2 separate regions of the Homo sapiens genome follow, and region 2 is linked to region 1. Evidence: chromatin loops called from intact Hi-C (ENCODE). Cell type or tissue: MCF 10A. All regions are shown on one strand. Each heading gives the region's core, and the rest is flanking DNA. Links, peaks and the distances in the headings are about the cores only.

Region 1 (5,522 bases), core at 283-5,282:
GAGGCTCTCCTGACCACTCCAGAGCGCCATACTTTTCCTTGGAACGCTAATCTTGGTCATTCAGTCCTTTAACAAATGCCTTAGTTTTTAATTTGTTAGGTGACCATCTCCCATGACTAGAATCTTTGTTGTGATTGCTATATTCCCAGTGCCTTGAGTGATCCATGAGCTGCACTTATAAGAAAGCTCGGTAATTATCCAGAGTTTACAAGGGAGCGGGTGCGGCATGGGATAACTCAATGCTACCTCCCAACAAGTCAATGAGGTAGGAAATGTCATTACTCCCATTTGACAATCAAGGAAACTGAGTCCCTGAGAGGTTGAGTGAAATTTGCAAGGCCACACAGCTAGTGTGGAGAGTTGTGGGGCAACAGGGATTTGAATCCAGGCTGTCAGATCGAGGACCACACATTCTTAACTGGGCCTCATAGTGCTTTGGTAAATAAATATTGGTTGAGTGAATAAATAAGAAGATGAAATTGAAAAACAGTGGGGTGCGATGTCTGCAGCGAGAGTTTCAGAGGAGGGCAGATTTGGGTTCACACAGGCCTTTACTCTCGTTTACTGATGACCGGTAAATTCCTTAAATTTTCTGAGCCTCGACAGTTTCCTCCTACATGAAATGGAACTAACCATCTTTCTTTCTGGGTTGGGAAGACTTGAGCTTGTGAATGAAGGACTTGGCCCATAGCAAGTGCTGAATAAAGGGCTGCATTATGACTATCTCTGGGCCAGCCCCCAAAGCCCAGACGTAAGCGGGCAGAGGAGCTGCTGCCCGTAACACATCTCTGACTCCAACCAACTGGGTGACCCTGGTAAGTTTCTCAGCTTGCTGTGTCTTGCTTTTCTCTTCTGTAGAGGATGGCTCACTCTTAGTTCCTGCCTGGAAGGCTTGCATGAGGAAAGGGGGCCAGGCCCAAAGTCAGTACTGAATGATCGTCCACTTGGAGGTTCACATTAGGCACTTGTATCCTTGCGGCACTCACATGTTGGGATGCGTGGCCCACTGGTGGCTGGCGGGAATGCCCGCGCTCGGTCATGCTTCGGTGCTTTTGCACACGCTGGCCCTTCGCCCTGGAGTGTTTTTCCAACCAGTGAATCTCCTTTCACCACTTAAGTGCACTGCGTCGCTGAAGGGTAATTATCTGAGTGTTCCAACTCTCCCTCTTGCCCTTTCTGGGCTGTTCTATCCGAGAGCATATTTGTCACTTAGCGCTGGGTCACCTGGGTTACCCATCTCTCTGACTGTGGAGTGTGAGGGTTAACTCACGTCATCCCAGACCAACTTGGTAAAACGCCCCTGGCCACATTTCCCTACGGATACAAGATGTAAGGGTGTGACATTGTGGTAGAAGAAGGCATGAGTGTGATAGAAGAAGGCATGAGTGTGGCAAAAGGAAGCTTTGTTTCTAAGATCTCCAAACCCAGGCCCACGAGCGGCATCCATGCATTCACTCTTGCAGCTGGTTGCCGTTCAATCAGCAAGGAGTATTTATTGAGCACCTGCTATGTGCCCGGCACTTGAGTGGCTCTAGGTTTAAGGCTATGAACAAGAGACCAGGGCGACCCTTACCCCTCCACAGCTTATCAGAAGGACGACACCGCACGGGCGATAGCAGGCCTGGGTGTGGCAGGCTTGGTGGGGATGGTGGGTGTCTCAAGGAGGAAGTTTCAGGGAAGGCTTTGGAGACGGGGCCTCTGAGCTGAGGTGCAAAGGATTAGCCTGGTGTAGGGACGGGGCAGAGGCTTTGCAGGCACGGGGAGTGGAGGGTGCAAGACCGCGGCGAGGGGGCCGGCGAGGGGGGCGTGGGAGTCGGGGCAGGACCCTGCTGGACACCTGGTCTGTCCTCAGTGCCGCTTTCCCCAGGGCCACACAGGCTGGCTCTGGTTATACCCATTTTACAGACGGAGACACTGAGATCAGGGAGCACCGGTGGCCCTGGGAAATGGCCGGGCCTGCTCGTTAATCCCCAGGTGAGCGGGATTCGCTGGCCTGGGGGGCTCCTCTCCCAAGAGACCATCTCCAGGGACGTCATAGTTCATGTCCTGAGCAAGCCGGCAGGCTGGTTTTACCAAGAAAGTAAATAGGTAAATAAAACAAGTAATACAATAAAACAAAGAAACCGATCAACGACATCTTGACCTTAGTATGCCCGGGTGGTCTGCTTTTCGGTGTCCCCAAGGAGAGAGGAAATGTTGTAATTGGATGGCATTGCTGTCAATCATCTCAGATTGGCGGAGGCTGCGGAACCCCTGGGCCTGGGAGGTTGTTGCCATGGAGACGGCCTGCGGCCATGCGGGGCGGGAAGCCCCCTCCTCCTCTCCTGGCCGCCATGCCTGTGGCCTCAGGAGACAAGGTGAATGCCGCACCTGTGGACTCTCAGCCCGTCTAGGAGGAGGATAAAGCACAAATCCGAAATGCAGTGTCCCTGGAAGGGACGCCCTCTCTGGGCCCGCTGGCTCCCGTCTCATTGGGCTGAATGGGGTCATGTGACCACTCTCCGCTGCAAAGGAGTCTGGGAAATTGCATTTTGTTGTTGTTGGAACTCATTTTGAAGCCAAATGAAACGAGAATCGTGTCAACGAGGAAGGTTTAGGGAGGGGGTGGATGTGTAGGCAACCAGCAGAGGGCCCCGAAATCCGTGAAGATCAGGTCTGACGGTGGCTCCATGCTCCCTCCATTAAAGGGCTTCACAAAAACCCTTCCGAAAAGGTATTTCTTGTTTAATATTCGGAATATTTCACTCACTGCCTCATTAGAAAGACAATAAATTAATGTGTTCACGACTTAGAAAAATCAGGAGGAATTAGAGGAATCGGGATTTTTGGGCCAAGAGTCTCCTTGAAATAGGCGCGGGTCGTTGATGATTATCTTTCCACACGGAAGGAAATCCAGGCTCAGGAAGGTCTGGTGATTTTCCCAGAGTCACACAGGCAGAGGGACTCAGACCACAGAACCCCTGCCTGGCTCCAGAATCCCAGCCGCGATGGGCGATGCGGGGGAGTCATCGCAGGTGGGGGCCTGGGAGGCCTGGGAGGCCTGATCTCATCCTCCAGTGTGGCCCTGCCATGTTGCGCCCTGGGGTACCCAGGGCTTCCTCCCCCTCCTCCCGCCCTACCCGGCCCACACCTCTCAGGCTCCCGGTTGGTCAGGGATTTTTTGCAAGTCAGTTATCTGAGCTCAGACTGCTGGCCGTGGAGGGAACCCTTCTCACTGCCTCTGGCTGAAAGCGTTTGCCTCACCTCTCTAAGCCCCGAGGGGACAGAGGAGGCTCTATTGCAGCGGGCGGGCCTGACAGGTCACAAGGAGAGCCCAGATGTGCCGGCAGCCGCCTGTGTTTACACCCATCCCCAAGCATCGCAGCATCGGGGGCAAGACGCTAAGTTTCTCTCAGGTCGTGGCTTCCTCATCATGAGAGTGGGCAGCACACGGCCCCCCACGGGGCTCTTGTGGGGTCTGAGAGAGGAGTGTGGTCACATGGCGCCCGGCCTGCAGAGACAGCATGAGGGCTGTGGATGCCAAGGCCAGTATCTGCCGTGGCGGCCACAGCCCTCATGCCTCCCTGTCAGGAGGCACCAACAAGGCAGTGGGACAATGCGCCCCTTTCTCAGTCTGAGTCCTGTAACCTCTCAGCCTTGGATTCCCGGTCTGCAGTAGGGGAAAATTCCCCAGATCTCCCTCATAGGGGTGCTGTGAGCATGAGAGAGAAAAGCATTGCAATGATGAGTAGTTACTGAGCACCATGAGTAGTTACTAAGCACTGCTCACTTGCCAGGCTCCTGGCTGGCCCTTCTTCTCTCTTCTGCAGAGCTGGGCATCAGAGCACACTGAGCAGCAGGATGAAATGCCCACAGAGCTTCTGAGGCCAAGTCCTGTCTGACAGGTAGGAGGTGGGCCCATGACAAATGACCTTGCCTTCCTAACTCCTTGATTAACTTATCCATCCATGAATGCGCAAAGGCAGTCCCAACACCTCACTAGAACCCATTCCTGGAAACTCCGTTGTAAAGTAAGGAATAAAATTGGTCGGCAGGAATCAGCTTAGAAATAACAACACAGTAAAGTCACGTTCCTGAAAATGGACTGTGCACTGATGAAGTCATATTGAAGATAAAGGGCCTGCTGTTAAGGCAGAGCCCAGGGACACTTATCCTATGTAACCATTTCAACTGGAGAACAATTTCACCCAGTCTAGGACATGGCAGACTATGAACACACCTGTTATCCCGGACACCTGATCTGCCATAGAGCAGCCCTGATGCCTACACAAACCCACTCTCTTGTTTATTGCAATTAGCTTTTTCTATTTTTTTTTTTTTTTGGTCTTAGGTCTACTTTATGATTCAGTAAACATTGAATTAACAATCCATTTTTCTTCTTAGAATGTTGAAGGCCGTTAGGGCATTATATGGAAGGAAAATATTTTCTTAGGAAACCCTGATCTTATTTTCCCTTTCTCTGCCAGAAAAGGTTCCAAAATTCATCTTCACACCTCAGCACCATCCTAGGGGGTTCAACTCATTTAGCTGCTAATGTGGTTTCTCTCCCATAAAAAAAAAATTCTTCAAAAAAGAACTTTGAAGTAAAGTCCCCGTCAGGTGACACAGATGCCAAGTAGGAATGCACTGGGCTTCAAATCACAATAACCCAACTTAAGATGGCTTAAACAAGGGCAGGCTTGTCCTTATCATGCAGTAAGGATGTCGGAGGAAGGCAGCCTCGGGTATCTACTCAGCTATTCACCAGCGGCAGAGATGGCACCTTCTTCCTGCTTGTAGTGGTGTCCCGTGGCTGCTGTAACAAATGCCCATCAACTCAGTGGCTTAAAACACACATGCTTTTATCATCTTAGGGCTCTGTAGTGTAGAAGTTCAGTGCTGGTCTCACCGGGCTAAAATCAAGGTGTAGGAAGGGCTGGTTCCTTCTGGGGAGACCCCTCTGATGATGCCAGGGTCTGAAGATGAATTTGGGATGTCTCTGGAACCTTTTCTGGCAAAGGAAGGGACAGTAAGATCAGGGGTCCCTGAGTGTGTTTCCTGGGAAAATGTTTCCATGAATGTCATGCCGAGTCCTTGCCTTCTCCAGCTTCCAGAGGCTGCCTCATTCTTTGGCTCATGGCCCATTCCTTCGTCTTCAAAGACAGCAGGGTCCCATCTATCCCTCCACCCTCTGCATCCGTTTCTTCTATGACTTCCTCTTCCAGCTCTATTTTCCACTTTTATGGAGCCTGTGCTTACACTGGACTCACTCAGATAATCCAGGACTATCTCTTTATTTTAAGGTCAGCTGATTAGCAACCTACTTCCATCTGCAACTCCAGTGTCCTGGTTCTGGAGTTTAGGATGTGGACATCTCTTGGGGGGCTAATATGATGTCTACCACATTGCTATTGTCTGTTCTGTCATGGCCTCAACATGGCTGCTAGATCTCCAGACATCAGATCTGTATTCACAGAGGGAAGAGAGGAGAAGGTTACTAGCGCTGTGCCTTTTGATTAAGAAAACAAAAGGTTTCCCGGAAG
Region 2 (5,260 bases), core at 1-5,000, 250 kb after region 1:
CAGGATAAAAACCCAGAGTCAACCTTGACTTCTGCTTTCACTTCCCAGGTACAACAAACCAGCAAATTCCACTCACCCTATCTGTGAAACATAACTCAGTCTAACTGCTTCTGCCTCTCACCACTACCACACTGGCCAAGCCATCACCTTCTTGAGCTTGGACCATTTTAGTAGCCTCATGGCAGGCCTCACTAGCACCCTTCCCTCTCCACATTCTCAGCAAGCAAAGTGATGAAAGCCAGAGCAGGCTGTGCCTTTGCTCTCTGACAGCCTTCCCATGCTCTTCCCATGGCCTGTGTGGGGCTCCAGCTCGACCCCCCACTTCATCTCTGCCCTCTGCCCTGCTGTTCTTCCTCTTTATCCTGCTCCAGCCACTCTGGCCACCATGTCCCTAGAACACACTGAGCTCCAGATGGCCCCAGGGCCTTTGCACTTGCGTTCTCACCTCATTCCAGGGCACATTGCATGGCTTCCTCCTTCACTTTATTCAGGACTCTTCTCAAATGCCATCTTACCAGACACCCTCCATCCAAACAAACATACTCCTCCCTCTCCACCATCCTGATTTAGTTTTCTCAGCAATACTGAGGCCTAACTGGCATATCCATTCATTCATTATCAGTACCCACCTCCCACTTTGAGAATGGAAGCCCCCTGTGGGCAAAGACTGTGGCCAGCCCCCCGTCATATACCCAGCACTCAGAGGAGTATTTCCCACATAGTAGCTGCTCAATAAATAGCTCTTGAAGAATAAATATATGGGCATGTTTTACTGTTTTTTAAAAAATTATTTATCTGCCTTCATTACTATAATGTGTATACTAAGTTTTAATACTTGGTAGCAAGTCCTCTCATCTTATTGTTTAATTTTATCGAAATATATTTTTTCTGGTTTTAAATCTTTGCCTTTTTTTGGAATGGATTTGTCAAGTGCCATTAAAAAAATCTTGCTGGAATTTTTATTGCCAATGCATATAATTTAGAAATTGATTTAGAGAGAAAGGACATCTCAGTGAAATTGAGTCTTCCCATCTATCTCCATCTAGTTTGGTCTTCCACATCCTTCAATGCAGTTTTACAATTGTCTCAAAAATTGTCTTTCATAGTTTTGTGAAAATTACTCATAACTAAGCTTTAGTTTTGTTAGTACTGTGAATGGGATCTTACATCTTCTTAAGTGGTTATGACTGGTGGATGGAAATGAATTTATTTTTAATGTTTACTTTTGATTCAGAAGCTTTGCAGAATTTACTTATTGTTTTATTAGTTTGTAGATTCTCTTGGATTTTCATTGCAGACAATTATGCTGTCTACTGATAATGACAGCTTTGTCTCTCTCTCTCTAGTTCTTCCCCCTTTCTTCCTTGTTCTCACAGTAGTGTATTGATGGAGATTGCTAGTCAAACATCAAAAGCGGGCAACGGCAGATGGTTGGCACCCTGAGTTTGTTTCTGAATATAACAGAAATCCTGCTAAATTTTCACTATTAAATATGATGTTTATGGAAGATACTCTTTATCGGTTTTACAATTGTCCCTTTCATTTCTAGTTGTAAAAATATTATGTTTGCTCATTTGTTTGTTCTTATCATGGATGGTTGTTTAATTTCATCATTAATTTGTCTACAACTATTGAGATAATAATATTATAGTGTAAGTGTCTAAATCTTGGGCTTCCCTAATAAAAGACCCTTGCTCTTGGAAGTGAATTAACTCTACAAATATTGACTGAGGACTAACTTTTTACCAGGCATAAGCCAGGAGCTGTAGACAGATGCAATGGTAAGAATAGACACGGCCCCTTTTGTTATGGGGATTTCAGTCTAATAAACTGTTGGATGAGCCACAATTTTAAAAGGGCCAATAATCTCTAATGGTCCTCAAAAGACCTGCGAATGGAAAGAGCCCTGGAGTGCTGGAGCCTACTCACACCAGCTTGTGAGAGCAGACCGTGTGCATCTCTCCCCATCTCTGAGTTCAGTGATGTGACACTGGCCATTTGAAATCAACCATGGTGGGGGTATTCACACATTTGGTCACTCCAGTAATTCTATTAAGTAGGATCATAGAGCTGATTATGATAATAGTTATTAGAACCATTTCATGGTCATAGAATAATGAAACATTCTATGATCATGATATGGCAAATGGACAACGGCAAACTAAACTAATCAGAGCTTTCTTCAGGGCGCCAGGCTATCAAACACTTCCCAGTGCACCACTATTTCTTCCCATCTCTGCTGGAGTCAGCACAAACAGAACTTGAAAACCAGTCGATAGCAGCATGCAGCCTTGGAGGGAAGTCTTCTGCTTCCAGGAGTAAAGCCTCTTCTTTTATTCCCAGCTTCCTGATGCCAGTGGACCAGTGTTTGGGTCATACCACTGTGAGAGGCAGTGATGTGCTGGGTGAGGAGCATCAGCTGGAGTTGGGCTGGGTGGGAATCCCAGCTCTGCCACTATTTGCTATGTGACCCTGTGCAAATTACTTAACATGTTTGAGCCTCAGATTTTTCTACAGAAAATGATCATAGAATCATGAAATGGTTATAAGAATTATTACCATAATCAATGCTATGATCCTACTTAATAGAATTGCTGGAGTGATCAAATGAGAGAATACATGTCAAGTTCTTAGCAGAATGCTTAGCAAGAAGAAGACACAGTAAATTCTAGCAAGTTCTTCGCAGAATGCTTAGCAAGAAGGAGACACAGTAAATTCTGGCAAGTTCTTCACAGAATGCTTAGAAAGAAGAAGACACAGTACATTCTAGCTCTAATTATTGTTGTGTTCCCATAATATTTCCGACTTGAAGATGATGACCAGGTCCTAGCAATCTATATATACTTGTGACTTTGCACAGTTCCTGATATGCAAGAAACAGTTGAGGGCATGACTGAATGAATGAATGACGTTCATCCCATCAGGATGATCAGAGAAATGGTCCACATCCTGAGAGTTAGCATAGACCAGGGACAAAGCCTGCCCTGTCTTTAGCCAGCAACAGCTTCCCCAGGTAAAGCTGCACGTGTACAAGAACCGGCTGAGCTGTCATCATGACTTATTCCACCAGGATCTTTTCCATGGAGGGGAGAAGGCCAACAGAGGTTTTGTCTGCCCTCTGTGGCTCAATCTCCGTGTGGCACCAGATAAACTTCTTTAAAATTTTGTTTGTCCAATGACTAATTTGGTTGATTCATTTCTCACCGACTTTAACCAGCAAGTTGTGGCTGACCTGAACGATGGATAAGATGCTTGTTCCCAGCCCCAGCTGCACATCCGAATTCCCTGGGGAGCTTCCAGCAAATACCACTGCCCAGACCCCCATGCCAGAGATTCCAACCCAGCCTCTCTGGGATGAGGCCTGGGAAACTCCCCAGGGATTCTAGAGCAAAGTCAGGACTGAGAACCAATGCATTTGACCACAGGACACAGATCAGCCCTGTACCTCCTTCCGCAGGCTGTTGCCAGGTGAGGGTTGTAGCTGCGGAGCTTTGGGGTGTGTGCTGGGAAGGGGCTTTTTGGCCCCAGCCGGCCGGCCATTTGGTGGCCATTTGGCCATGTTACGGAGAAAAACGATCGGCCCACGAGGTGGTTTGGCCTTTTAGGAAAAGCTGCTGGTGGATTGGATTCCTCTGCCTTAGAGCCAGGTGCTCTGGCCCAGTGAGGAGGCAGCTCCCATGAAGATACTGACGAGAGCAGCAAAGTGCAAGTGGGTGGCAGGAGCGCCAGGACTCGCTGTAGCTCCAAGATCCCCGAGGATGGGGGTCCTGCACAGAGGTCACTGCAAAGGCAGAACTCCTGTGTGCCCAGGAAAACATGCACAGTACTTAACAGCTTGCAAAAGGCTTGCTACAGCAGGGGTCCCAGGCCCCTGGACTGCAGACTGGTGTCAGTCCATGGCCTGTTAGTAACCGGAGCAGCAGGAGGTGAGCGGAGGGTGAGCAAGCATGGCCGCCTGAGCTCTCCCTCCTGCCAGGTCAGTGGCGGCATTAGATTCTCACAGGAGAGGAACAGTCCCGTGAACTGTGCGTGTGAGGGATCCAGGCTGCACGCTCCTTACAAGAATCTAACGAATGCCTGATGATCTGAGGTGGAATAGTGTCATCCCAAAACCATCCCTCCCAACAGGCCTGTGGAAAATTGTCTTCCACGAAACTGGGTACCTGAAATGTTGGGGACCGCTGTTCTAAATGGTCTTAACTGGGTCTTTAAGGAGAGTAGGAGAGTAGGTAGTGAGGTTGGGATTCTTATACCCATTTTGCAGGTGGCAACTCTGAGGTTCAGAGGGGTTAACTGATTCCAGCAATGGCCTGTGGCTGGCAAATAGCAGATTAGGATGAAAGCTGAGTTATCTGGGGCCCAAACTGTCCCAGGGACTCAACCTCTAAGTCTATCCTTCCAGACAACTCAGAAACTAAAGCCATTTCCAAGCTGCACCCACCCCAACCATGCTCTGTGGGCTAGCCCCCTCTAGCCACCTCTTGTCTGATGCCAGTTGATCCTGGGAACACCTGGATGGGATGGTAGCAACAGAAACCAGGCAAAGCAGAAGAATCCTCAGCCTCTCCAATTTGTTCTCTTTGCAATTTCTATCAAGAATCGGCTGGGGGAGAAATCGAGTTGTGGCTGAAATGAAGTTTTAAATCAGTTTTCCAACCTTTCCAAGTATGACATCAGAAAAAGATGTCATGGACTCTTCAAGATAGCAATCCTGAAGATTTAAGGTCTGATGATCTGATTTAATATGTGTGTATTGAGAAAATGCACTGACAAAAACGCCTTCTGTGAATTCCATAACACTCTTCAATTAAATTTAGTAAACCAGCAATGGGAACAGCATATACTGTTAAAAATAATAGTCCAATTCATATGTACAAGACCGTATTTTCTCTAGGGATGCTTTTGCTATTAGGTAAGAAAATGTCTGTTTTTTAAAAATGATGATTATTTGTTTACGAAAGAAATGATGTGAAATCAGGGAAGCATGGCAGAGTATTGAAAACTTGAATGTAGTTAGTAGGTTTATGAAAGCTCATTAGACTATTTGCCTACTTTTAAGTGTTTGGAAATTTTTATAATAAAAATTTTAAATAAATATAATACCTGGCCCACAAAATCAGACTTCCTTAAAATAATGTTGTCCCCTTCCCCTAGTGACATCTGTAGACACAGATTGGAACCAGTGGTTTTAGATTACTGGCAAATGCCTGTCATTTAAGTTTTTAAAAAATCTCGTAGCTCAAGATGGAAGACAGCGATG

Evidence for each region. A loop is a pair of places that touch in the nucleus more often than their neighbours do. Peaks named below come from ENCODE experiments on the same cell type or tissue, not always from the same donor. Only the 100,000 strongest peaks of a DNase experiment are listed, where the experiment ranks them.
Region 2: a loop joins it to region 1, with 20 times the contacts of the local background. A loop is called at or near these places in 3 of 110 quality-filtered maps.

Annotation. Positions count from the first base shown.
Region 1 is chr16:87,054,457-87,059,978 of GRCh38, reverse strand. LINC02181 (long intergenic non-protein coding RNA 2181) reads right to left here and starts at 2,195. Exons shown (of 3, transcript NR_126008.1): 1 at 1-2,195. In MCF 10A, for the core only: CTCF peaks have their summits at 2,613 (motif pointing right) and 3,690; no DNase peak of the experiment used is centred there.
Region 2 is chr16:86,807,688-86,812,947 of GRCh38, reverse strand. No RefSeq gene overlaps it. Among named protein-coding and RNA genes, the nearest start is that of LINC02188, 88 kb to the right of the region's middle. In MCF 10A, for the core only: a CTCF peak has its summit at 3,115; a DNase peak (open chromatin) is centred at 3,187.